2 separate regions of the Homo sapiens genome follow, and region 1 is linked to region 2. A link is an interaction called in ENCODE POLR2A ChIA-PET data of the cell type or tissue named here. Cell type or tissue: PC-9. All regions are shown on one strand. Links, peaks and the distances in the headings refer to the core of each region. The heading gives the core; the rest is flanking DNA. Region 1 has its middle 59 kb from the start of VGLL4. Region 2 holds the start of TIMP4 (TIMP metallopeptidase inhibitor 4).

What was found. Peaks named below come from ENCODE experiments on the same cell type or tissue, not always from the same donor. Only the 100,000 strongest peaks of a DNase experiment are listed, where the experiment ranks them.
Region 1: POLR2A ChIA-PET joins it to region 2 with 11 read pairs; 1 of 35 experiments calls an interaction of 5 or more read pairs at or near these places.

What each region holds. Positions count from the first base shown.
Region 1 is chr3:11,701,521-11,704,435 of GRCh38, reverse strand. It overlaps a transcript of VGLL4 not described here. Among named protein-coding and RNA genes, the nearest start is that of VGLL4, 59 kb to the right of the region's middle. In PC-9, for the core only: no CTCF peak of the experiment used is centred there; no DNase peak of the experiment used is centred there; H3K27ac peaks cover 176 bases.
Region 2 is chr3:12,157,265-12,160,179 of GRCh38, reverse strand. The region is part of intron 5 of SYN2 (synapsin II); the gene reads right to left. It overlaps TIMP4 (TIMP metallopeptidase inhibitor 4), which reads left to right and starts at 1,268. Exons shown (of 5, transcript NM_003256.4): 1 at 1,268-1,478; 2 at 2,698-2,795. The coding sequence starts at 1,340. In PC-9, for the core only: no CTCF peak of the experiment used is centred there; a DNase peak (open chromatin) is centred at 1,649; H3K4me3 peaks cover 1,889 bases; H3K27ac peaks cover 2,264 bases.

The sequences.
Region 1 (2,915 bases), core at 167-2,666, 460 kb after region 2:
TATGTTTCTTTCTTTTCTTTTCTTTTTTTCTTTTTTTTTTTTTTTTTTTTTTGAGACGGAGTTTCCCTTTTGTTGCCCAGGCTGGAGTGCAATGGCTCGATCTCGGCTCACCGCAACCTCTGCCTCCCGGGTACAAGCGATCTTCCTGCCTGAGCCTCTTGAGTAGCTGGGATTACAAGCATGGGCCACCATACCCGGCTAATTTTTTTGTATTTGTAGTAGAGATGGGTTTTCTCCATGTTGTTCAGGCTGGTCTCAAACTCCCGACCTCAGGTTACCTGCCCGCCTCGGCCTCCCAAAGTGCTGGGATTACAGGCGTGAGCCACCACGCCCGACCTAATTTTTTGTAATTTTAATAGAGATGGGGTTTCACCATGTTCGCCAGGCTAGTCTTGAACTCCTGACCTCAAGTGATCTGCCCGCCTTGGCCTCCCAAAGTGCTGGGATTACAGGCGTGAGCTACCATGCCTCGTGGATCAGTGTTTCTTTGGAGGCCTGAGGTATGAATATTACAAAGAAAAGCTGGTCTGCCACATGTTGTGACCGGTGCATACGTAGTAGGTACTCCATAAGTGTTGAAGAATGCTGAATAAATTCCAAGTGTCTGTAAAGTGGTACAGTTAAGGAGTTGTTTTTCTCAGCTGGTGAGCTAGTAGGGTGTGTGTGCCAGTAACTGTGTGTGTGTTTAAATAACCCAGAAAAGGGAAACTGGGTAAAAAGCATTCTGGTTTTCCAGGGCTTTCCTCGAGCTTTAAATCTTTTGCTGTTTTAGCTTTTATAGTATGCTGTAATTTAAGGAAACAACAATAAAAATCCAGTCTTATTAAAAAACATGATGCTAGATAAATTGATGATAGGTGGTGATTATATAATATACCATTATACAAAACATGACGTTTTAACATAAAGATTCTTATTGGACTTAAAATATCAATTAACCTACCAGTGGGTTTCTCACACAGCTTTCCATGAGTACGTGGCGTGTGTTAAGCTGCACCACCTCACTGGTAGTGATGCTGTGTTCATAGAGCAGCCGTTGTTCTGAAAACCTTTCTTTTATTGGGCATGTTTATACAGGCATGTTATGCATGCACATAAACATAAGCACCAAATAACATGGGCATGAATATTCACAATATCCCTTCTTTTAGTTCCTACATCAGCTGCTTCCTGTAGTTGGCAAAGTTTAGCTTAGTAGACTAAATGGAGTTTAACCCTTTTCTCTCTCCCTGAACCAAGCCCATTCTGTTTCCTCATGTGGGAAGAATTTCATCCTTAGAAGAATGATTTGCATTTGGTTGAGGACTCATTCTGTTAATGACTAGGATTCTAAGAGTCTTTTGAATTCTGTTTAAATTATTTTTTCCCCTTTTATTTTTTCCTCTTAGGCTCCAACCAGGAATGGAGACGCCATTGGATGTTTTGTCCAGGGCAGCATCTCTGGTGCATGCTGATGACGAAAAACGTAAGTGAGGAGTCTATTATAAAATAGCTTAAGTGCTTTAATGATCCCTTGTCTTCTGCTCCATAACAAAATTACATGCTTCTCTACATGGTTTTCTGGCTATTTGCTGTTAATTTTGGTGGTTTTCCTTAGAGATAACAGCTTCACATCCTCATTTGTATTTTCAAGAACATGTAAGTCTTTTAACTGGCACTTAACTATGGATACTGGTTTGTTTTTTTTTTTGTTTTTTTTTTTTTGAGATGGGATCATGCTGTGTTGCCCAGGCTGGTTTCAAACTCGTGGACTCAAGTGTGGGTACTGGTATTTAACTGGTATTTAATTTAATTTATTTATTTATTTGAGATGGAGTCTCACTCTGTCACCCAGACTGGATTGCAGTGGTGCAATCTCGGCTCACTGCAACCTCCACCTCCCAGGTTCAAGTGATTCTGCTGCCTCAGCCTCCCAAGTAGCTGGGATTACAGGTGCCTGCCACAATGCCCAGCTAATTTTTTTTTTTTTTTTTTTTTTTTGTATTTTTAGTAGAGGCGGGGTTTTACCATGTTGGCCAGGCTGGTCTCAAACTCCTGACCTCAAATGATCCGTCTACCTCGGCCTCCCAAAATTCTGGGATTACACACGGGAGCTGCCACGTCTGGCCTTAATCAGTATTTTAACTTTGTATGCTAGAGTTTGAACCGTTAATTGTAGGTCGTTCTTTCCTTCTCAGGTTACTATCAGTGATCTGGAATGAAGATACTCCTTATGTGTCTCAGATGTTGAGATAAATATGTGTTAGTTGATAGACTAATTGACCAGCAGAGAGCTAGAGATGGGAAAAAAAATCATCGAACGTCATTTATGTCGTTGGAAATGTACAGTATGTGTCATAATGGAAAACAGTCATGAAAATTATGTTTGCATTGCTGAGAAAGAGCAAATACTGGGAGAAAAAAAATGTTCATTAGTGTAGTTTGAGGGATGGGTGAAAGGAACAATATTGGAAGATTATTCTACAACATTTTAAAGTGATTTTCCTGCTCACCCAACAATATATTTATTTTTAAACGTTCTTGTTCAAAGTTAAGATTACTTGCTAAACAATATTGTAAGAATTACTGTTTCATGTAGGAACAGTTCTTTTTCTAAGCACTAAAATATTAATAACAACAAAAAAATTTAGGTTGACGTTTTATACATTATAAGTTCTCGAAGATGAGCTCTTTCCAGTTTAGTCCTTCCTGGATTGGCAGACAGCAAGTGTATGTTCTTAAAATCTGAGGTCTACCTCTCTACTGGCTGTTAGACTTTTATTTTTCTAAGCCTCAGTTTTCTCATTAGTAACATGGAGCAACAATACCTACCTACAAAGTGTTGATGAGGATTAACGGGCTGTCGTGTGTACTGAGCTTACTGATTAGCTTTTGACTCCTGGTTGGGACTGCCTTGCCCTCTCTCCTGGCACATT
Region 2 (2,915 bases), core at 215-2,714:
ATAATCCCATGGAGATTTGGGATTTGGAGGCTTGCAACACTGTGCCCAAACAGCAGACAAGGCTCTGGTCACAGTCACCCCCAAGTCCCCTGCTTCTTTGTTTTTTCTTTTACTTTTTTTTTTTTTTTTTTTTTTTTGAGACGGAGTCTCACTCTGTCGCCCAGACTGGAGTGCAGTGGCACAGTCTCAGCTCACTTCAACCTCCGCCTCCTGGGTTCAAGCCATTCTCTTGCCTCAGCCTCCTGAGTACCTGGGACTACAGGTGTAGGCCACCACGCCCGGCTAACTTTTGTATTTTTAGTAGGGACGGAGTTTCATCATGATGGCTAGGGTGATCTCGAACTCCTGACCTCAGGTGATCAACCCGCCTTGGCTTCCCAAAGTGCTGAGATTACAGGCGTGAGCCACCACGCCCAGCCTGCTTCTTTGTTTTCTAAGCTGTCCCACCTTCTAGAACATGACAGAGTCTCCAGTGAGAAGGGACATGCAATAAAAATCAATGTAGTCTAGGGCCTCGAGAGGGCTTTGAGGTCCAAGGTTTGCCCTAAGTGATGGGACACTTTGTGTTTTGTACACCAAGAGCGCTGTCTCCAGCTATCTGGAGAGTCTGAGGCTCTGGGAGTGAGAAAGGGTTTCTAAAGCACTGGCTGCTTCTTTGACATCTCTCCCCACCCCCCAGGCAACAGAGCCAAGACACACACACCCCAACTTTCTCTGTCCTGTTCTATTACTGTTTGCTGTTGCTTTGGAGCCTCATAAATAGGGCATTGAAAGCACTTCCTGCAGCTGAAAGAAGCCCTGAGTAGCTCGTCTCATTCCCAGCGTGCAGCTCAGCAAGGGGTCCGTCCTTCTCTGTCACTGTCTCTTTTGCCTGTTGTAATTCTGTCTGCCTCTCTGGGACTCTGCCTGTCTCACTCTTTCTGTCTGTGCCTCTCCTCACTCTTGTTCTTTCTGCCTGAATCACAGCCCTCAGTTTTTCTGTCCTCATGCATTTGTCTTTGTGGCTCTTTCCGTCTTTCTGCCCTTGACACCATCCCCTCTCCCAGTGCTTCCCCTCTGCTTCCAGATCGCTTCATGACTTAGGCAGGGAAACAGAGGTCAGGGCCTCCTTCCAGGCTTCCCTCTGCATCTTACTGAGTATGCAGGTCGGAAGAGCCTCGGGTCCTGCCTCCGCGGGTGGCCTAGAGCCAAAGGAAGGCGGAGCCCGTCGGGGCGGGATTGGCCCTTAGGGCCACCTCATAAAGCCTGGGGCGAGGGGCACAACGGCCTTGGGAAGGAGCCCTGCTGGGGCCGTCCAGTCCCCCAGACCTCACAGGCTCAGTCGCGGATCTGCAGTGTCATGCCTGGGAGCCCTCGGCCCGCGCCAAGCTGGGTGCTGTTGCTGCGGCTGCTGGCGTTGCTGCGGCCCCCGGGGCTGGGTGAGGCATGCAGCTGCGCCCCGGCGCACCCTCAGCAGCACATCTGCCACTCGGCACTTGGTGAGTCCGAGGTCCGCGAGGTCCACAGCAGGGGGTGGTTGTGGGGGATTAGTATCTGGCCAGCAGTACACCAGGAGTCCAGAGGAAAAGGGAGGAGCTCAAATTCTTACCGGTTGTCTCTTGCTGAGGCTGATGGGTGGAGAAGGACCAGGCGCCATAGCAACCTTGCAAGCCCAGAACCTGACTGATTCATAAGGAAATGAAGATTTCATCAGGGACTTCCATAGCGACCTCCCTCACTCCGGCCATACTGCAATTATGGAGTGTCATTACACAAGGTGTCACCGGAGCTATCTGATGATTATTCTGAACTACTAGACTGGGGACAGAAAGGGGAGGGGAGAGGGCTTGCATTGTAACTACCCGTGTCTGTCCAGGCCTATAACTGAGGTTGCCACCAAGCCCCTATGGCAACACACACGTTCTGTCCTTTCTCTTCCCTCTGCCTGGAATGCCCTCCCTCACACCCTTAAATTCCTGGCAGACTCCTACTCATCCTTCAAGGGCTAACTTAGGTCTCTCCCCTTCTCTGCAGGCTCCCGGGCTCCTTGGTGCCGCCTCAGCATCTCTAACCGTCTTAGCGCTCCTACTATGCTGTGCTGTTGTTCTTTACACGTGTGCACTCCACTAGATCAAGAGCTCGGCAGGATGGGGACCCTGTCTTAATCACATCTATGGGCCTAGTGCCTAGTGCAAGGCCAGGCACAGAGGAAGAACATCATCAACAGTTTTTGGTTATTAATGCTCAAATGGCAAGAGATGCAATACCTCAGTGCAGGGTCAGAACATTTATGAATTCAATAAACATTTACTAATATCAACTGTAGGCGGGATGAGAGGCCTTGACCACAGCAATAGATAAACTTCACACCGACTGCCCTGAAGGGGCTCCTCCTCCCTTCTCTACTCTGACTCCTACCCTGTGCCCCACTGCACAAACGGCTATGGAGAACTAGAGCTCTCCAGACTAACTGGTTCAAAAGGCAGAAACAGCTTAGCGGTTATAGGACCTAATAAGCCTGAGGGGTTTGGAACTTCCAGTGACTGCAGGGGAGGTGTTTCCAGGTCCCCCTTCTCACACATCACGTTGCTCACAACCCAGCCACACCAAAACCAAGAACTGCCCTATAGACTTCTTCATGGACCCTGGATCATCCAGACCTCAGGTGTATTGCCCCCACCAGCTGCTGAAGGTTCCCTCTTTTCTCTTCCTATGCAGTGATTCGGGCCAAAATCTCCAGTGAGAAGGTAGTTCCGGCCAGTGCAGACCCTGCTGACACTGAAAAAATGCTCCGGTATGAAATCAAACAGATAAAGGTACATGGGGGCAGGCTGGGATGTGTAGCCCCTAAGGCTGATGGAGAAAGTGGAGTCTGTGTTCTGGGAGGGCTGGTAGCTTTCAGGTGGCCTGGCTCAGTAATCCTTGGGTCTAGATAC